7 separate regions of the Homo sapiens genome follow, and all the other regions are linked to region 4. Evidence: chromatin contacts called from ENCODE Hi-C or POLR2A ChIA-PET data. All regions are on one chromosome and are shown on one strand. Each heading gives the region's core, a stretch centred on a gene start or an enhancer-like site at or near the end of the contact. The rest is flanking DNA. Distances are from core to core; before and after follow the strand shown.

The links. Hi-C counts contacts between places; a loop is a spot of excess contacts on that map. ChIA-PET counts read pairs that join two places held with the same protein, here RNA polymerase II (POLR2A). Pooled maps may share reads with other maps.
Region 1: a loop to region 4 is called in a pooled map, with 2.8 times the contacts of the local background. The contact joins the enhancer-like site here to the promoter of NOPCHAP1 in region 4. A Hi-C loop is called at or near these places in 9 of 37 single-sample maps with no recorded cell type and 12 of 50 pooled maps. POLR2A ChIA-PET finds 5 or more read pairs at or near these places in 1 of 52 experiments (activated naive CD8-positive, alpha-beta T cell).
Region 2: a pooled map shows a loop between it and region 4 (3-fold over the local background). The contact joins the enhancer-like site here to the promoter of NOPCHAP1 in region 4. A Hi-C loop is called at or near these places in 5 of 37 single-sample maps with no recorded cell type and 4 of 50 pooled maps.
Region 3: a loop to region 4 is called in a pooled map, with 2.2 times the contacts of the local background. The contact joins the enhancer-like site here to the promoter of NOPCHAP1 in region 4. A Hi-C loop is called at or near these places in 2 of 50 pooled maps. POLR2A ChIA-PET finds 5 or more read pairs at or near these places in 2 of 52 experiments (activated CD4-positive, alpha-beta T cell and activated T-cell).
Region 5: a loop to region 4 is called in a pooled map, with 2.2 times the contacts of the local background. The contact joins the enhancer-like site here to the promoter of NOPCHAP1 in region 4. A Hi-C loop is called at or near these places in 2 of 37 single-sample maps with no recorded cell type and 4 of 50 pooled maps.
Region 6: a map of naive thymus-derived CD4-positive, alpha-beta T cell shows a loop between it and region 4 (5-fold over the local background). The contact joins the promoter of C12orf75 here to the promoter of NOPCHAP1 in region 4. A Hi-C loop is called at or near these places in 1 of 168 maps with a recorded cell type or tissue (naive thymus-derived CD4-positive, alpha-beta T cell), 2 of 37 single-sample maps with no recorded cell type and 9 of 50 pooled maps. POLR2A ChIA-PET finds 5 or more read pairs at or near these places in 1 of 52 experiments (activated T-cell).
Region 7: a loop to region 4 is called in a pooled map, with 4 times the contacts of the local background. The contact joins the enhancer-like site here to the promoter of NOPCHAP1 in region 4. A Hi-C loop is called at or near these places in 4 of 50 pooled maps.

The regions. Positions count from the first base shown.
Region 1 is chr12:104,670,439-104,673,138 of GRCh38, forward strand. The region is part of intron 2 of CHST11 (carbohydrate sulfotransferase 11); the gene reads left to right. Among named protein-coding and RNA genes, the nearest start is that of MIR3922, 80 kb to the left of the region's middle. RefSeq lists an enhancer at 973-1,577. Within about 2 kb of position 1,358, at least 31 of the 41 ENCODE cell types and tissues checked have a DNase peak (open chromatin) inside an H3K27ac peak, as active enhancers do.
Region 2 is chr12:104,570,221-104,572,920 of GRCh38, forward strand. The region is part of intron 1 of CHST11 (carbohydrate sulfotransferase 11); the gene reads left to right. Among named protein-coding and RNA genes, the nearest start is that of MIR3922, 20 kb to the right of the region's middle. Within about 2 kb of position 1,376, at least 4 of the 41 ENCODE cell types and tissues checked have a DNase peak (open chromatin) inside an H3K27ac peak, as active enhancers do.
Region 3 is chr12:104,517,979-104,520,678 of GRCh38, forward strand. The region is part of intron 1 of CHST11 (carbohydrate sulfotransferase 11); the gene reads left to right. Among named protein-coding and RNA genes, the nearest start is that of CHST11, 62 kb to the left of the region's middle. RefSeq lists an enhancer at 2,472-2,521. Within about 2 kb of position 1,438, at least 5 of the 41 ENCODE cell types and tissues checked have a DNase peak (open chromatin) inside an H3K27ac peak, as active enhancers do.
Region 4 is chr12:104,984,886-104,987,585 of GRCh38, forward strand. NOPCHAP1 (NOP protein chaperone 1) reads left to right here and starts at 1,431. Exons shown (of 4, transcript NM_152318.3): 1 at 1,431-1,582. The coding sequence starts at 1,468. It overlaps LOC105369952 (a long non-coding RNA gene), which reads right to left and starts at 1,485. Exons shown (of 2, transcript XR_007063436.1): 1 at 1,418-1,485. RefSeq lists enhancers at 1,085-1,597, 1,598-2,108 and a silencer at 1,661-1,910.
Region 5 is chr12:105,356,826-105,359,525 of GRCh38, forward strand. The region is part of intron 2 of C12orf75 (chromosome 12 open reading frame 75); the gene reads left to right. Among named protein-coding and RNA genes, the nearest start is that of C12orf75, 27 kb to the left of the region's middle. RefSeq lists a silencer at 811-880. Within about 2 kb of position 1,251, at least 3 of the 41 ENCODE cell types and tissues checked have a DNase peak (open chromatin) inside an H3K27ac peak, as active enhancers do.
Region 6 is chr12:105,329,408-105,332,107 of GRCh38, forward strand. It overlaps C12orf75 (chromosome 12 open reading frame 75), which reads left to right and starts at 1,284. Exons shown (of 6, transcript NM_001145199.2): 1 at 1,284-1,530. The coding sequence starts at 1,485. RefSeq lists silencers at 920-1,579, 1,610-1,709 and an enhancer at 2,366-2,700.
Region 7 is chr12:104,603,436-104,606,135 of GRCh38, forward strand. The region is part of intron 2 of CHST11 (carbohydrate sulfotransferase 11); the gene reads left to right. Among named protein-coding and RNA genes, the nearest start is that of MIR3922, 13 kb to the left of the region's middle. RefSeq lists enhancers at 68-695, 696-1,322, 1,744-2,331, 2,332-2,700. Within about 2 kb of position 1,261, at least 34 of the 41 ENCODE cell types and tissues checked have a DNase peak (open chromatin) inside an H3K27ac peak, as active enhancers do.

The DNA of each region.
Region 1 (2,700 bases), core at 108-2,607, 310 kb before region 4:
ATATACACATGTGCAAGTGCATATGTTCAGACCCACACACACACACACTCACACTCATACACACTCACACAAACACATCCATACACACATGCACTCACACTTACACACACACTCCCACACATACACACCCACACATGCACTCACACTCATACACACACTCCCACACAAACACATCCATACACACGCACTCACACTCATGCACACTCTCCCACACATACCCACACACACACAAATATACTCTCACACATACCCCTGCATACACACACATCATACATACACACCACATATACACACACACTCCCACACATACCCCTCACATACACAAACCAATACACACCCACACATACACTCTCACACACACCCCACATAAACACACACCCACACATACATTCTCACACACACTCCCACACATACCCCCCACACCTATACATATACACCAACAGAAACACACACATACATACATGCACATACATGCACACTCACACACACACTCTTTTCCAGCTTTGTGTTTCTGCTTCTGCCTTTTCAGTTTCTTTGATTTCCCACATATGGATTTCCTGCCCTGCCTTCTGAGGGTGTTGGGCAGGTGAGAAGCCCTAAGATCATGTTCAGAGCTGAAAACATAATCACCAGATTGGAATACTGGAGATGAGATGGTAGAGAATGGCTAGTTTTAGCTTTTCTCATTAACACGGGGTGGGAGCAGATGACCTTTTCCTTTTAGCTGACAGCTAGTCTGCTGGCCATGGGCACACCCTCCTCCGCAAAGCCTCTTGTGATCTCCAGTCTGACTGGACACGGCTTCTTGCTGCGCCCGTGATCCTAAGCATGGGGTGTGGGTGGTAGGGAAAAGCCTGGAGCAGGGCTGCTTGGTTGAAATCTTGGCTCTGCAAGTTATTTGGTTTTGCTGTGCCTTCATTTCCCCATTTGCAGAGTGGGGTCAGTATTTGCCCTGATTCTTAGGGTTGTTAAGAATATTCGATGAGGAGAGCCACATCAAGTGCTTGGAATGCCTGTCTACTGATCATTACTGTTACCAGCGCGATCATGGTTTTGATCATGGAAGCTCTTAGCCCACTGCACTGTGATCGGTCTAGGAAGTCCTGTCGCTTCCCCCACAGGTTTCGCAGCAAACGGGCCAGGACAGTTATCTCAGGCAGCCTAGAGAACGCCTACAGTGTGAGCAAAGCCACTGTTTAAAGTGAGGTGATACTTTATTCACCAAAGATTCCTTTACTTACAGAAAGTCCCCCTTGAACTTATGATTTGAATTTTAGACATTTTACCCAATCTCTATCTTTCTCTCTCTTTTTCTCTCTCTCTCTGTCTCTCTCTCCTCCCCGCCCCCAGCCCTCTTCTTGCATAATGTGAGAAGAGGCTTTCAACAGCCAAATGGAAACCCCCTTTGTCACCTTGTAGGCGTGTGGCATTGGGACACTGAAGTTAGCAAATCGGCCAGTGACTCATCAGTTTCCTCTCCATAACTGGGGTGTGGTTGGGGGATGGGGCAAAACTGGCACTTGGCAGGAGGCCTTGGCACAGTTCCCAGGCAGCATTCCTTCTGACCCGTCAGTGACCATGTCCTACCCATTAAGGAATATTGTAATGATCAGCCCTGGAGGAAGGAGCATTAAGATTTCTGCTCTGACTTCAGATGTTTTGATACAATTTGGGTAGCTCGAGTTCTCCATCCCTGACAATGAAAATGCCCAGGAATGTCAGGGAAGCGCGTTTTCTGGAAACCTACCTCCCTGAGACCTGTCTGGCCTGCACAGGGGGGTGGACCGTGTGGGAGAGAGGGGATTGTCCCTCTCTCCCCAAGGTCAGCTCTGGCTTGCGGAGTAATGGCTCGTGTGAGTGATGTGTGTGCAGGACTCCATTAGGGGCCCGGCTGTCCAGCTGTCTTGTGGCAAGTGTCTTTGCAGAGAGGGGCGAAAGGAGCAGATAGCTCCAGAAATGGAGAATAAAGAGACCATTGCTTTCTGCTTTCTGGCAAATTCTGCCAAAATACTGCAGAGAATGAAAAACTTTGAAGGAAAACCCCTTTATCAGCTATCCCATGCCTTGTGGCCATTGATTCCACGAGCAGGTGTTTCTGAGAGCTGGAAGCTGGCCTGGCCCTGGCCTCTTTCAGGAATAGAACATGTGAGGATGGTTGGCTTCACCACCTCCAAAGGGACCTCGGGAGGAGTAACCTCCCAATGGGGCAAGATTACTCACCATGACGGGCAGCTCAGTGCATGGCAACAAGCGTATGCTCTGCTGGGCAGCCTTCTTGGCTGGAAAACTGGCTCGTGATTCTGACTGTGACTCTCCCTCCTACACTTTCCAAGCCAAGAGCCTCCCCCAGATTTCACATGCCTCCCGCATGGCACCTCTGTTCTCCTGCTGCCACCACTCAGACACCCAGGCGTGAGGATTACTCTGAAACCCTGATGCTTGGCCATACCTGCCCCACCATTTCTGAGGCTGCCATAATGAATCACCACAGACCAGGTGGCTTAAAACAACAGAAATGTATTCTTTCCCAGTTCTGGAGGCCAGAAGTCCAAAATCAAGGTGTCAGCAAAGCTGTACTCCCTCTGGAGACTCTAAGGGAAGATTTATTATTTGCCTCTCCCAGTTGCCAAACTCCTTGGCTTGGGGCCCCATCTCTCTGCTCCATGTACACGTTGCTGCCCCCTCTTCTGTCTTCTTTTT
Region 2 (2,700 bases), core at 126-2,625, 410 kb before region 4:
TCTCCACCCACACCTTGTTTATTCCTCTTTTCCTCACTGTCTTCGTTGTTGTTCTTGTTGTATATGAGAAAATCGACTCATTTTTAACATTTCGCAAGCCTCCCCCTCCCACTAGTAGGTGTGTGAGCAGCTGCAGATTTTACCGTCTGTAAACCTTCCACACTCCAGCAGATCCTCTTTCCACCTTTCAGCACTGTGCAGCCCACCCAAGCCACGTGCCTTCTTGGTGTCCCATCTATGCCTCTCTCTGAAATCAGGAACCAAGCTCACTGGGGATGAGCATGGCAGGACCTCAGGAAGAAGCCTACTCCTTTCCTTCCTGCAAGAAAATGTGCCAGGCATTTAGTATTAGGGATACAGAAGTGGATACACAAGATTCTTGCCTTCAAGCAACTCGGGAATTTAGAAGGAATAGCAACAGTATTAACAATTGCTACCATTTATTCAGTTTCAGTATATGTAAGCCACTGCACTTTTTTTTTTTTTTTGAGACTGAGTCTCGCTCTGTCACCCAGGCTAGAGTGCAGTGGCGTGATCTCTGCTCACTGCAGTCTCTCCCTCCCAAGTGCAAGTGAATCTCCTGCCTCAGCCTCCTGAGTAGCTGGGATTACAGGCGCCTGTCACCACACCCGGCTATTTTTTGTATTTTTAGTAGAGACGGAGTTTCGCCATGTTGACCAGGCTGGTCTCGAACTCCTGACTGCTGGTGATCCACCCACCTTGGCCTCCCAAAGTGCTGGAATTACAGGCGTGAGCCACCTCACCCAGCGCACTGTGCTTTTCCTGAATGATATCATCTAATAATTCTCAAAACCAGCCTGGAACGTAGGAATTCTTGTTTTCATCTTGGAGATGAGAAAATGGCAGAGAGGATAAGTTAATCAGCTGAGGTCACATAGCTAGCAGGTGGTGGACTCAGTAGTTTGTCTTTGGAGGACAGACAATTTTTTTTTTTTTTTTGAGATGGAGTTTTGCTCTTATTGCCCAGGCTGGAGTGCAATGGCCCGATCTCAGCTTACTGCAACCTCTGCCTCCTGGGTTCAAGCGATTCTCCCACTTCAGCCTCCCAAGTAGCCGGGATTACTGGCATGTGCCACCATGCCTGGCTAATTTTGTATTTTTAGTAGAGATGGGGTTTCCCCCTGTTGGTCAGGCTGGTCTTGATCTCCTGACCTCAGGTGATCCGCCCGCTTCGGCCTCCCAAAGTGCTGGGATTACAGGTCTGAGTCCTGCACCCGGCGACAGACAATATTATTAAGAACAATGTTGACTGAACGCCTCCAGCGTCCCACTTGTCAGTGCTTGTAGACACAGGCTTTCAGTCTCCTGAAGTGCTGTGGACACTTTGATCAGAGAGGGTCATGGCTTGTGAGGATCACCACACAAGAGGAAGTGGCAGCTCAGGTCTGATGATGAAGTTTGTCTGACTCCAGACCTTTCTGGCTCCTAACCCCTGGACCGTATCACCTCTCATCAAAACAGTGCAAGATGTATTATCAAATCCAGCCACTGGTTAGACTAGAAAAAGGAGCTATTAGGAGTGGTGACAGAGGGCATCCCTGTCTTGTGCCGGTTTTCAAAGGGACTGCTTCCAGTTTTTGATCATTCAGTATGATATTGGCTGTGGGTTTGTCATAGATAGCTCTTATTATTTTGAGATACGTCCCATCAATACCTAGTTTATTGAGAGTTTTTAGCATGAAGGGTTGTTGAATTTTGTCAAAGGCCTTTTCTGCATCTATTCAGATAATCATGTGGTTTTTGTCGTTGGTTCTGTTTATATGCTGGATTATGTTTATTGATTTGCATATGTTGAACCAGCCTTGCATCCCAGGGATGAAGCCCACTTGATCATGGTGGATAAGCTTTTTGATGTGCTGCTGGATTCGGTTTGCCAGTATTTTATTGAGGATTTTTGCATCGATGTTCATCAGGGATATTGGTCTAAAATTCTCTTTTTTTGTTGTGTCTCTGCCAGGCTTTGGTATCAGGATGATGCTGGCCTCATAAAATGAGTTAGGGAGGATTCCCTCTTTTTCTATTGATTGGAATAGTTTCAGAAGGAATGGTACCAGCTCCTCCTTGTACCTCTGGTAGAATTCGGCTGTGAATCCGTCTGGTCCTGGACTTTTTTTGGTTGGTAAGCTATTAAGTATTGCCTCAATTTCAGAGCCTGTTATTGGTCTATTCAGAGATTCAACTTCTTCCTGGTTTAGTCTTGGGAAGGTGTATGTGTCAAGGAATTTATCCATTTCTTCTAGAATTTCTAGTTTACTTGCATAGAGGTGTTTATAGTATTCTCTGATGATAGTGTGTATTTCTGTGGGATCGGTGGTGATATCCCCTTTATCATTTTTTATTGCATCTATTTGATTCTTCTCTCTTTTCTTCTTTATTAGTCTTGGTAGCAGTCTATCAATTTTGTTGATCTTTTTAAAAAAACTAGCTCCTGGATTCATTGATCTTTTGAAGGTTTTTTTGTGTCTCTGTCTCCTTCAGTTCTGCTCTGATCTTAGGTATTTCTTGCCTTCTGCTAGCTTTTGAATGTGTTTGCTCTTGCTTCTCTACTTTTTAATTGTGATGTTAGGGTGTCAGTTTTAGATCTTTATTGCTATTCAACATAGTGTTGGAAGTTCTGGCCAGGGCAATCAGGCAGGAGAAGGAAATAAAGGGTATTCAATTAGGAAAAGAGGAAGTCAA
Region 3 (2,700 bases), core at 188-2,687, 470 kb before region 4:
GTTCCCGCCTCTGAGTCAAGACCACCTTTGAGTCCAGAAATGGTGGCTCACGCCTGTAATCCCAGCACTTTAGGAAGCTGAGGTGGGAGCTTGGCCCAGGAGCTCAAGACCAGCCTGGGCAACATAGTGAGACCCTTACTTGACAAAAAAATAAAAAAATTAGCCAGGCGCAGTGGCACGTGCCTGTAGTCCCCGCTACGTGGGAGGCTGAGGCGGGAGGATTGCTTGAGCCCAGGAGTTCAAGACTGCAGTGAGCCATGATTGTGCCACTGCACTTCAGCCTGGGTGAGAGAGCGAGACCCTGTCTCAAAAAAATAAACATAAAAATAAAGACCACCTTTGAGTTAGCAAGTATGACAGGAGCGCGTGAGTAGGAAGGAGGGAAGATTCGGATGATACACATGTTATCATGCTGTATTTCCTTCACTAATTATATGGGCTCGGTAAGGGATATTCAGAGGTTGTCAGTTGCCTTTGTGCCAGATTCAGTTGGACTCTGATAAAGACCTAGGCAAATACGATGTCTGTGCACCGTGTTCTGGGAAGCACTTTGAAGGACCCCGGGCAGATTCACTGGCATAGTTAATACACCCCGGACTTTCCCTCGCCCTGCATATGGTGGCTTATGAGAAGAAAGCGAAGACTAGAAAATCATTTGTGTGTCACTTTGCAGGAAAAACACTTCAGGTAATGAGACAGGATTTGAGTGGGAAGGTGATTATAACCAACCCTTCATTCATTTTCTACAAAATAGTCAACATGCAGTCTTCCAAGCTGCATAATGAATATAGCATCCTTTAGCTGGGGATGTTGGGAGGATTTATTTTTTATCTGTGATCCAATATTAATTTGCCTTAAACAAAAGAAGCAATTTACTGTGTAATTCTGAGGTTTATGGTGTTTCTACTAAGTCCTTTCATCTTTGAAAGATGGTGTTATGCATTTTAATAGAAACCATTTTTTTCTTAAAATCTTTTCTTTTTCTTTTTTTCTTTCTTTTTTTTTTTTTTTAACTCTTTCTTCTCTTCAGTCGGATTATAGAGTTGGAGCAAATGTCATGATGAACTTTGAGGCCTAGGCCTGGACTCTTGAGGTGTGTGTGTGTGTGTGTGTGTGTGTGTGTGTGTTTCTTTCTCCATAATAGTCCCAACCCTAAACAGGGGTATGGCACAGTACTTCTTATGAACAAAAGTGCTATTGGTCTACAAGGGGACTTGAGCCTGCACTAATTGTATTTGATTAGGATTTTTGTGCTGTCTGTATGATGTTTAACCACACTGTCAATTACAGACTTCCTTTAAGGAATTTCCAGGAAACCCCCTTACCATAAGAGTTTAAATTAATAGTTTGCTAGTTTAATGACAGCAGTTGGTAAAGGAAGCACCTTTCAGACCATTAGCTAAAGCCAACTTCCTTTAAACTTAAAGGAGGGCACAGCATGATAGATGGAGATCTGCCCCAGTGCGTCATCATAAATGCCTCGAGGCAGCCACAGGATGGGTTTTGACCTCAGTGGGGATAGGTTTGGTTAGAGGGTTGGGTAGAACCCCCTAACCTGTAGAAGAATCTAGAAAAGTGAGATGAACGCCTTTCTCTTAAGGCTGTCACTTGTCCAATTCCAACTCCCTCTTTAGTAACCACCTCCCTGCCTCCCAGCGAAGTGACCCCAGGGAGCCGGTTATTATGGCCCTGCTTGATGGATAATTACTGGTTGAGGCTTGATTTGACACCAGCATTTTGCATGATAGCCTGTTAGATTTGCTTGGCTCAGATTGATATTTTCATTCCTCTAAGGCTGCAGCATGGAAACATGGTTGAGTGGGGTTTGCCAAGATGGGATGATTTCCTGTGCTGTGGCAGGACCAGGACAGCTGTTCTGAGAACTGTTTCGGCAAAGCCTTCACAGTTGGTTTTGTTGAAGGCTTTTCTGCAGGTGCAGGGTTGGTTCCTAAAGGACAGTAGTCTGGTTTTCCTAGGAAACTACTTATGGAGAGTGCGTGTGTTTAATTTAGGAGGCACAGCTGTGCAAGGGACTGGGACTCCATCAGGGAACGGGGTGCAGGAGCTCCATGTTCCTTATGTCTTAGCTTCATTCCTAGTTGCTGGCGTCGGAACTGATCAAAGTTGTCTGTTGTCTTTCTGCACACCCATGCTACAGGCAGTAAGGGATGAGGCAGCAAAACCAGTTCACTGCTCATCAGCTGGGGAGGCTTCAGGACAGTCTCTGAACTACTGAGCATTAGTTTCTTTATCTGTCCAATGGGCCCAATGGCACCTGCTCTGCTCATCTCTCAGGATCTTACATGCCACATAAGCTAATGGAGAAGTAAATGCTTTATAAGCCTAAAGGAATGGACATGGGTGCATTCAGTGAGAGGCAGTAGGACTAATGGTTAGTGATTAGTTTGCTAAGTAGGAGCAGCAGTTGTTAGTGTAAGAAGGGCGGGTTAGTACATGGGTGGTGGTCAGGAGGAGCACCACTGCTGCTGCTACTTAGCCACTTGTGTAACCTTTTTTTTTAAACAAAACAAAACAAAAAAAAACAAACCTCTCAGTCTGCTATAGGATAGATTGTTCCAGCATCTGAAATTGCAAAGCACTTCTTGAAGGGGATTCTTAGGATGGCGTAATTTTGTTCACTCATAGGATCTTCTTCCTGGGGCATGATCCTAGCCATGTTCAGGATAAGCCCTGAGCATC
Region 4 (2,700 bases), core at 181-2,680:
AAAATATTTGTAAATCATATATCCGATAAAGGGTTAATATCCAGAATATATAAATAACTCCTACAACTCAACAACAAAAACACAAATAACCAGATTAAAAAATGGGTAAAGGAGTTGAATAGTCATTTCTCCAAAGAAGATATATAAATGGCCAACAAGCCCATGAAAAGGTGTTCAGCATCACTAAATCATTAGAGAAATGCAAACCAAAACTTCAAGATATCACTTCACACTCACTGGGATGCTCACTGTCAAAAAGAAAGAAGCAACCAAACAGAAAAAGGAAATATTGACAAGGATGTGGAGAAATTGGAACTCTTGTGCACTGTGGGAATGTAAAATGGTGCAGCCACTATGAAAAACTATACGGAGGCTTCACAAAAACCTAAAAAGTAGAATTACCCTATTATCCAGTAATCCCATGTCTGGGTATGTATCCCAAAGCATTGAAAAGCAGGGTCTCTAAGAGATATTTGTACCACCATGTTCATTGCAGCAGCGTTCACAATGACCACGAGGTGGAAGCAACCAGCACGCCTGTTGAGAGATCAATGGTAAGAAAATGTGGTATATACATACAATGGCATATTATTCAGGCTTAAAAAAGAAGAGAATCCTGTTATGTGCTACAACATGTCTAAACCTTGAGGGTATTATTTTAAGTGAAATTAGTAACAAAAAGGCAAGTACTGTATGATTCCACCTACATAATGTATCTGAAGTAGTCAAGCTCATAGTAACAGAAAGTAGAACGATGGTAGCTGGGCATGATGGCTCACGCCTGTAATCCCAGCACTTTGGGAGGCCAAGGTGGGTGGATCTCCCGAGGTCAGGAAATCAAGATCAGCCCGGCCAACATGGTGAAAACCCGTCTCTATACAAAAATACAAAAATTAGCCGGGCGTGGTAGTGTGCACCTGTAATCTTAGCTACTTGGGAGGCTGAGGCACCAGCCTGGGCGACAGAGCAAGGCTGTTTCAAAAAGAAAGAAACAAAGAAGAAAGTAGAATGGTGGTTACCAAGGGACTGGAGTAGGGGTAAATGGGTATAAGGTTTCAGTTTTGCAAGATGAAAATGATCTAGAGGTCTGCCACCACTGAATTGTACAACTAAAAATGGTTAAGATGGTAGATTTTGTTACGTGTTTTTTCACCAATTAAAAAAAAATTTAATAAAAAAGGATAAAGAGGAGGGAAGCCTAATGTTATGCTCTTTATGCCCGAATTTGGCGAAATCGAGCCTTGCCCGCTGTTTTTTCCTATGACAGTGTCTGAACCTTTCTTTTTCCCAGGAGTAGGAATGGCCCCTGCTCCCGCGCAGCCTCCAGGCTGCACCACGCTCGCCCCGCCTCTCTCTCCGCTCCTTACTCCGCCCACCGCAGTTTCCTCCAATCGCGGCCCTCTCCCCGCCCCCTTACCCGAGCCTTTTTCCTGCATCCGGGCCTGAGAGTGCAGGCTTGAGGGAAGCATGGAGGTCCATGGCAAGCCCAAGGCTAGCCCGAGTTGTTCGTCGCCCACCCGGGATTCCTCAGGAGTCCCAGTGTCCAAGGAGCTGCTGACGGCGGGAAGCGACGGCCGCGGAGGTGACGGACGGGTGACGGCGGCATGGGCCGCACACGTGCGGCAGAGGAGGCGCGGCCGGTGCAGTTTGGGAGCCGGCCGGTGGCTCCCTGCCCGGGCTCCGTACCCTCGAGGGGAGCCCCGGGGACTGCTGCGGGGCTCCGGCGTGCCCTGCCCGCGGCAGGGGTGGGGGCTTTGGGGCGGGCACCCGGCTGCGGGCCCGGAATGGTTTCCCCAGCTAGTGGTTCTTATATTCTGCAAGGTAGTGAGCGCCCACCCTGCCAGGCGCCGCTGCCAGGCATCTGCCCTGCCCTGGAAGCTGGGAAGCTCTCGAGTTCTTTTGGGGAAGGGAGGGCTTTTGGTTTGGCTGCCTGGGTCGGAGCAGTTGGCTGATAGGGGGAAGCGGAGTAATATTATGCTAACAGTCCCTACCTCTTTCACACCCACACAGACCACCCCTTAGTGCTGCTGTCTTGTAGAGGGAGACATGCATCCAGGAAATCCACACAGCATTTCAGACACTATAGGTAGAATTTAAAAGCACGAGTTCGAATCCCAGCTCCACTAGTAATTAACTGGTGGGACTTAGAGTTATTTTCATTCCCTAAGCCTCAGTTTTTGCATTTGGAAAATGGTGATAGTAGTAATGCCTGTAGAATTTTTGTGAGGAGGAGAATGCCTAAAAAGGCTTGGGCATGTTGTCAGTAAATACTAGCTTGAAGAAAAGGTTTTGTGAGAACCCAGAGATTCCGAAGGAAGTATAATAATGATAACCAAAGCTTATGTAGTCCTTACTATGTATGCCCCAGAAACTAACTCATCTAATCCTCACAACAACCCTTTGCAGAAAATCTGTTATCTCTGTTTTATAGTTGAGGAACCTGAGACATGATTTATCATACAGGTAATTTACCTTCTGGAGATCATGTGGCTAGAAAGTAGCAAAACTGGGACTTGAATTCAAGTAGTCTGGCTCCAGACTCTGTGCTCTGATCACGAATCCAGTAGGCCTTAAGTAGTAGGCATTCAATGGATGTTTGTTGCGGCTCTGCTTTGCAGGTGAACAGGATTTGTTTTTTAACCAGAGAGTTAAGGGATTTTCCGGGTATTAGAAATAGGGTGTGCAAAGCCTTGAGTTTTG
Region 5 (2,700 bases), core at 1-2,500, 370 kb after region 4:
CATATTTTATGTATTAACTTTGAATAAGGTTTCACTTAATGAAAGTGATAGTTATTGGTAAGATAAATCATAGTAATTTAAAATGATTGTAAGGTTGAGGTGTTCCATGCAGATATTTGGTTTTAAATAGGCATGCAAAAAATACATTAATTTAAAAAAAGGCCAGGTAGGCGAAAGCCCACCCACCCCAAAGAGCAGCCACAGAGACATGGTCGTTTTGGAGGCAGCCCACCTTCCAGAACCCCGACCTACAAGAAGACAGAGCTTATTTATGATTAGAGAGACATTCAATGTCTCCAGTTCATTCAGAAAAAGTCTGTGACCCTAGTATAAAACAGAAGGATGCATAACTACCTAGAGAATCTGGATCAGCACTGCTATTCACCCTGAGAAGGGTAAGAAGAGCACCTGGCTGGTTTTAGTAAGTTCACAGGAAGTGAGCTAGAAGTGGAATTAATAGAAACTCTGAGACAGAGGAAACCCGAAGCCATCCATCTGTAATCTTAGTTGCAGTGGTTGCCTTTGGTCAGTTGCTTTTTTTTCTTTTCTTCTTTCTTTTTCTTGCATGCCGAGTGTCAAGCCAACTTTGATAAGGTACATATCACTAAACAGTATCTTACTCTACAAGAGTGAGTCATGTTTAAACCATCAACTGAGGATTTATCTTTTCAACAATCCCAAAAGACGTTGAAAGTGGGGAGAATATGAGTTACGGGGGTCACCTTGAATAACACTTGTTTCTGCAAACAGTTTTATTAATGCTATGACTGAAAGTCTGACTCAGAGCCCTGTAAGTGTGTGACCTTAGGCTAGGAGATGATTATGATACTCAACGGGTGGCTTGAACCTCGACTCATTCTTTCTCCTTGATCACCTGTTCTTTGATAAAAGAAGCTACATTTTTTTGCTAACAAAAGGAGACCTGATTTTAGTTGAATGCCCAATGTATTTTCTGTGTGTGTGTGTGTGTGTGTGTGTGTGTGAGAGAGAGAGAGAGAGAGAGAGGAGAGAGAGAGAGACAGACAGACAGACAGACAGACACAGGGTCTTGCTCTGTTGCCCAGGCTGGAGTGCAGTGGTGCGATCATGACTCACTGTAACCTCGACCTCCCAGGCTCAGGCAGTCTTCCCATTTCAGCCTCCTGAGTAGCTGGGACTACAGGTGCAAGCCAGCATGCTTGGCTATTTTATTTTGTATTTTTTGAAGAAACAGGGTCTCCCTTTGTTGCCCCAGCTGATCTTGAACTCCTGGGCTCAAGATATCTGTCTGCCTTGGCTGCCTGAATTGCTGAGATTACAGATGTGAGTCACTGCGCTGGGCTCAGTGTATTTTTTAAACCTGGTCCAAATTGGTGAATACATGTTCTATGGTTCTTAGGGAACGTTCCTGTGGTTTAAAAGGTTTTATAGCTGGGCATGGTGGCACGTGTTTGTAGTCCCAGCCACTCAGGAGGCTAAGGTGGGAGGATCACTTGAGCTGAGGAGTTCGAGACCAGTCTAGGCAACATAGTGAGACTCCATCTCTACAAAACCAAAAAACATATATGTTAGCCAGGTGCGGGGTGTGCGCCTGTGGTGCCAGCTGCTAGGGAGGCCGAGATGGGAGCATCGCTTGAGCCTGAGAGGTTGAGGCTACAGTGAGCTATGATTGTGCCACTGCTCTCCAGCCTAGGCTATGGAGCAAGACCCTGTCTCAGAAAAAAACCAAAACAATAATAATAAATAAATACAGGGTTTTCCTGATAAGATGGTATTTGAGGTTATGATTAAAAAATATTTCAGTCTTACATTTTTTCAAATGTTGCATTACTTTCCACAAATTTTTCAAATGGTATAGATGAGGAGAAACAAAACATTGTCTTGATACCAGAGAAAGCAATTTACCGATAGGTTTTCAGTCATGCTTACCCTGGAAAAACAAGCTTATTACACAAGTTTATTCTTTAGAGTAGTGGCTCGTGTGCAACTAGAAAATGGAATCACTGCTCAGTAAATTAATGTAAATCCTTTAGTACTGGCTTCCTCCAGCACTCTTTGGACTCCAGAAGTCAGTCTTCCTTCTAAGATTGGCTCTGGGCACAGCTGTAAAGCGGATGATGTTTCGACCAAACCCCAGCACTTGGTTCCAGTCCCTTCCCTTGGGTCTTCCTTCCCCTTTCACTTCTCTAATGGACTTAATGTCTAGCATAGCTCCCCTAGCAAGAGCAGGATTTGTCTTGATGTGCCACGTACTTATTTCCAGATTTCCCTTGATCCCTTGGTAATTTGGGCTAGTTTCTCTTCCCCTGCGTCGGCACCAACGTTTGACTCCATGGTTGTGAAATTGAAGAAGTCGTGATAAGCTTCAATGCTTGGGGCCAGGCCAGAAGTGGTGGGAGGCAAACTGGTAGAATTCACCTTTTACTTTTTATTTTTAGGTGATTTGGTTTATGGCACCTGATCCCTTATCTCCTCTAACTCTGCATTTTGGTTCTCTTGGTATAAGCCTTATCTTCAAGGTTTCTTCCCCATTTATAGTAGATTAAGGGGTACTCTTGTTGCCCCTAAGTTGCTTCTCTCCCATTTTCCAGTTTTTAGTGCGTTGGCTTGTGGGCGTCTGGGCATTGCTTCCTGAATTGTGCCCTCCACCCCAGGAGGCTATTATTTAGCAGTGGATTATTACTGGCTGGGCGCAGTGGCTCACACCTGTAATCTCAGCAC
Region 6 (2,700 bases), core at 34-2,533, 340 kb after region 4:
GGTGTATGCCACCACACCCAATTAATCTTTGTATTTTTAGTAGAGACAGGGTTTCACCATGTTAGGCTGGTCTCGAACTCCTGACCTCGTGATCCGCCCGTGTCAGCCTCCCAAAGTGCTAGTTTACAGGTGTAAGCTACCATGCCTGGCCTTAGGCAAGTCTTTTAACTAGCATCCCAGCATCCTCTGGGACTCTATGGCACCTGTATTCCTCTGTTAACATTCCTTCTATATTGTAATTAATTTATTTTAATCTATCTGCCTGGTTAGACTGTCTCCCACATATTTGTATCCCCGGAACTTAACAAAGGACTTGGCACAGGCTAGGCTCCCTACAAATATTAAGTGAATTTAAAATGGAGCTTTAATTCCTGGCTTGAAGTCACCTCACAAAACATTTAGTGAGTCTGTATTACAAGCCAGGAGGACGCTATGAAAAATCAGATAGTCTTTCCCTTTAAGGAATTTGTATTCATTTCTATTAGAGTTAATAATAATAATGATAATAGCTGATATTTACTAAAGATAGGGAACTTTGTTAGGTACTTTATATGTACCTGAGTTACTGTCATTTTATAGGTGAAACAAGGGATGTACCCAATGGGTTAAGTTACTTTCCTGAGGTCACGCAGCTATCACGGGGCAGAACGAAGACTTTAACTCAGACAGTCTGACTGCAGTAACGCTGGCCCAACTATCATGTTGAAACGTACAGCACCGTGCCCATCCACAGTTCTCTCATTTATCAGAGAGGAGGTCCTGAATCCAAGTTATTGAAATCGTTGCAGACATTTGTTTTAAAGAGGAATAGGTCAAGATGACCAATCTGGGGAAGAACTTTTGCCAGGCAGTGCGTATGGGGAACAGAGCTGCGTTGGCCTTCTGTTAAAGCAGCTGGGGATTTCGGTTTTGGCTTCAGACCTGCACAACATTCAGTCAATAGCATTTATTGGGCGTCCACTGTGCAGGGTGCCCCCTGCTACTTCCTCTCCTCCCCACATCCTGGGGCAGGGAGGGGAAGTGAGGAAAGAAAAGCAAAGACAAGGCGAGGAGGATGCTGAGGGTGGGCAGGTGGGCACCCCCACCCCGCTGCGCCGGCCACGCCCCTTGCCGCTCCCTCGCCCCGGGGCCCACTTTAAACTCCCGCCCCTCGTAATAACGACCAATGGCCGACCGCGAAGCGCGCAGGAGGCTGGGGATTGGCCAGTGCCGAGGTTGCTGGGGCGACGGGTGGGTCCGGCGGGTCCCCGGGCGGGGCGGGGCCGGGGCGAGGGGTGCCGGGTGGTTTCCGCCCGGCAGCCCGCAGCCCGCTGCGCCCCGGGCCGCGTCTCCCGGCGGTGGGAGGGGGCGGCCCCCACTCGGTTCCTGGCCCCTCGCGGCCCCGTCAGCCTCCCGCTCGGGGTGCGCCGCCCTTCGTCTGGGTCTCCGCCCCCAGGACCCGCGGCCGAGAGCTCCGGAGCGCGGCTTCCCCGGCCGGCTGCGCGATGGGCTGCGGGAACTCCACCGCCACCAGCGCGGGCGCGGGCCAAGGTGAGTCCGGCGGGAGGCGGGGGCCGGCGGGGGCGGGCGGGAGAGGCGGCGGGAAGGAAGGGTGCAGGGATCTTGGGTGGGGGGCGCGCAGCCCCCTCTCCCCGTCCCCATTTTCGGGACAGGAGCAGACCGCCCGTTTCTGGAAAGACCGAAAGCGTGGCAAGTCCCCCGCGCGGGGGCGGTTGCGCCTGGAGCAGTCGAGCCTGCGGGGCGTCTCTGCCGAGGGAGCGCGGGGAGGACTGTCGCGGGCTCCCCTGCAGCCGCCGGGGCTCACCTGCAGCTGGCGGGTCTCAGGGCTCTCCTGGGGGAGAGGATTCCCGGACGTGGTCCCCGGCCGCTCCCCCACCTCCCACACTTGCTCCTCCAGGCCTCTCCCCCATCTCCTCGGAACCAAGGCGCTGCACCTGGAAAAGTGCAGCAGAGCAAGACAGGACTTTTCGGGCAGTGGTGGTGGGGCAGGAAGCGGGGAAGGGTGGGAGTGGGGTTGGGGAGAACTAGAAGCAGAGCTGCAAAAACGCATCTGTGTCTGCCTTGATGCCGAAGACCGGCTGGGCTGCTCTTAGGATTTCTCTGAGAAGCTGCAGCAGTAAGGATGTTTTACATATGTGAGACAGAGCTTTATTATTAACAGTCTGTTAAGATACTTTTCATTAAACACACACACACACACACACACACACACACACAAATAGAAACTTCTTTTTATACCACTTCATGTTGATTGGCAGGCAAGGTCTTCTAGCTTCCCCGGGCCAGCCAGGCTTTGTGTCAAGTGACTTTTGCCAAAACTCACCCTTCTATTTCACCCTGCCTATGTCTCGGGATTTAAGGTACCCTGGATCTGTTTTGAGTAATAACTGCTGACCTATTTCAGTGTCCTTTTGGATAAAGAGCTCCTATCTCCTCCAATTGAAGTCAACCAGATGCCACATCCTAGCCTAACCAGCAAATGCAAACAGCAGTCAGAGGCTGCGGTATTTCCTAGGCGGCTGTGGAGGCCCTGGCAATGACTTTGTAACCTTGGGCCTGTCACATCCCTTAACCCAGACGCCGGTAAAAAATGGAGTTTAAGACTCAATTTGAGTCTTGAATTAAATCCTGTCCTGGTGACAATGCAGAGAGCCACAGGAGAGCGAACTTTTTAGATTCATTTAACAGTGGGGAAGGTTA
Region 7 (2,700 bases), core at 11-2,510, 380 kb before region 4:
TGGAAGGTCCATGGACTGCGTCTGTCCTGTTCACTGTTGGCTCCTCAGTACCTAACACAGGGCTCTCAAATACTTGTGATTCAAAACATGAAAGTCCAGGTTCAAATCCCGGCTTCATCTCTAACTAGTTGTGCAACCCTGAATATATGATGAGTTATCTTTAGGGGTCAGTTTTCCTACCTAAAACTCTCCCTGGAATGTTGGGAGGATGAAATAATTCTGATGTGTCAGGGGCTCTGTCAGTATGATTTGTCATTTTTGTGGTCAGGAGGGTGGCTTCCATATCAGAAGCCTTGACTTAGGAGTCAGACCTGGGTTCAAAGCCTAGTTTCATCATTTCTTAGCTATGTGACTATGGGGTGTTTACTTAACCTCTCTGAGATTTCTTTCCTTGATTTATAATGTGGCATGAGCAATACCTGCCTTGCAGTGTTGCATGTGGTGATGTGTCTTGCTTGGAGCTTCCTGTGGAGTTTGCTCCTTCATGGGTTCATTCACTCCTTTTTTTCATTCATTTCTTCATGTGCTGTTACATGTACCTAGGAACATATAGCTTAGTAGCTTAGCAGCTTAGCACTAGGCGCTGGGCACAAAAGGGTGGAGAGGGTGTGTGCTTAGCCTTTTGTGGCTGGTAACTCTGGGCCCAGAGTTGAGGGGAATGATTTGACTGGCGAGGCAGACTCTGCTTGGTCCCATTGTAAACCAGTCATAGAAGAGATGCCTGTCCTGGGTAGGGGCCCTCTCTTCCTTCCGGTAGTGTTCTGAGCATTGTCTGGATGACAGGCCTATTGAGCAGTAGCCTGGGACTTGGGAGGGAAACTAGGGCTGGAGAGCAGCTCTGGGAGGCATTGGGGAGGGCGTAGGTGGATGAGTCACCATCCTCCCTCAAGGACGTCTTGGGCAAGTTGTCTGGCCCCATTAGCCAGCAACCAGGGAAATGTAGCTGCAGGAAAATCACCTCGTTTCCTCGGGATGTTTTTTCTTAGGCTGGTTTCCTTTACAAGCTGCAATTATGTTCCATCCCACGCAAGTTCAGTAAGTGGCACTTTTCAGAGAAACTGTCTTGGTGATCATTTGGGCTGCTGTGGGCCAGGGAGTTGAGGAGAGAAGGGAGTGAGAGCTTCTACTGAGTTTAGTTGGTTTTGTGTCCATGAGCCATTTACAAACTTTGCACCTGATTGGGCTCAGTTGCAGTTTCTTGTATTTCCCTACCAGCCAAGCTGTTGAAGCTGCTGAGCCCGGAATGATGTTATCACTGAGGCAGATGACAAACCCTCTAGTTGCTAGAAACCAAACTGCTCCCCGAGCTGGTGTTTCCGTTTTTTGTACTGACTGCTTATTTGGGCTTGATATATAATGGTGAAAACAGGAACTGTTTATTTTAGGTGATAAGAAACCAACATTATGACAAGAAGATGTCATCTTAGTTACTCTGTTACCAGTACCATAGGCCAGATACTATCTAGATGCTTATAAACATCTTATCTAATCCTTGTAATAATAAGCCCCAAGCTAGGTTTTATATCCCCATTTTATGGATGGGGGAACTGAGGCCAATAACTTCATATAACTTATCCAAGGCCACAAAACTAGTAATAAACAGAGTGAAATTCAACCCAAAAACAAACTACAAATCCAAATTTCTTTACCTCTATGCTGTCTGTACTTGCTGTTACTAGCAAAGTTCTCTTGGTGGGAGTTACCCCATCCCCTCTCCAAAAAAAAAAAAAAAAAAAAAATCAAACCCAGATTTTCACTGGACAAAGGGTTGGGAAAATTGGGAAATTTTGGCTATAATCTGGGAAAACTGGCTATAATATGGGGAAATTGGCTATAATCTGATTTGAGTGTACAGAGTTTTTTATTTTAGTGTCCAAGATTTCTTATTTTAGTGCCTTGCAAACCCCTAACCAATAAAACAACAACGGGGTCAGGAGATCGAGACCATCCTGGCTAACACGGCGAAACCCCGCCTCCACTAAAAATACAAAAAATTCTATGGGCGTGGTGGCGGGCGCCTACAGTCCCAGCTTCTCCGGAGGCTGAGGCAGGAGAATGGCGTGAGCCCGGGAGGCGGAGCTTGCAGTGGGCGGAGATTGCGCCACTGCAGTCCAGCCTGGGCGAAAGAGCCAGACTCCGTCTCAAAAAAATAAAAAATAAAAAAAAAAGTTTGGAGTTGATATTCTTAGAAAAACTGTACTCTGATGTCTTATAATTTTCCTGGTTCTCTGCTGTTTCCTTGGCCCCAAAATAAAATGTAATTGCCGATCAGATCAGCTGGAATCAAGTCACCGAAAGTTCAGGAGGTGTCAACTGCATATTTGTGGGCCGAGCACATCTGCGGGCCGCTCTGGCTCAGTTCAGAGGCACAGGGCAGAGCTGCATTGTCAGCCATTAATAGGGCCTAATTTCCCCTAAATGCCAGCTAGGGCGAGACAGCTTGTCCTTCTGCCCCGCCCACCTCCTGGTCCTCTCGTGGGTTCCCTGAAATCTTCACAACATCATCATGTGGTTCAGCCCTGCCCTGCTTGGTTCTTTCTTTAGCATTTACACTTGCTCTGTGATTACTATGTTGCAAGGGGAGAGACTCACAGCACAGGGCTGTCCGTGAATTTATAAGCGCTGAGTCTAGGAGGTTTGCATAGGGCACAGCAGATCCAATTGTTCTAGGGGTCTCTGAGGACCAAACAGTGTCCAAGG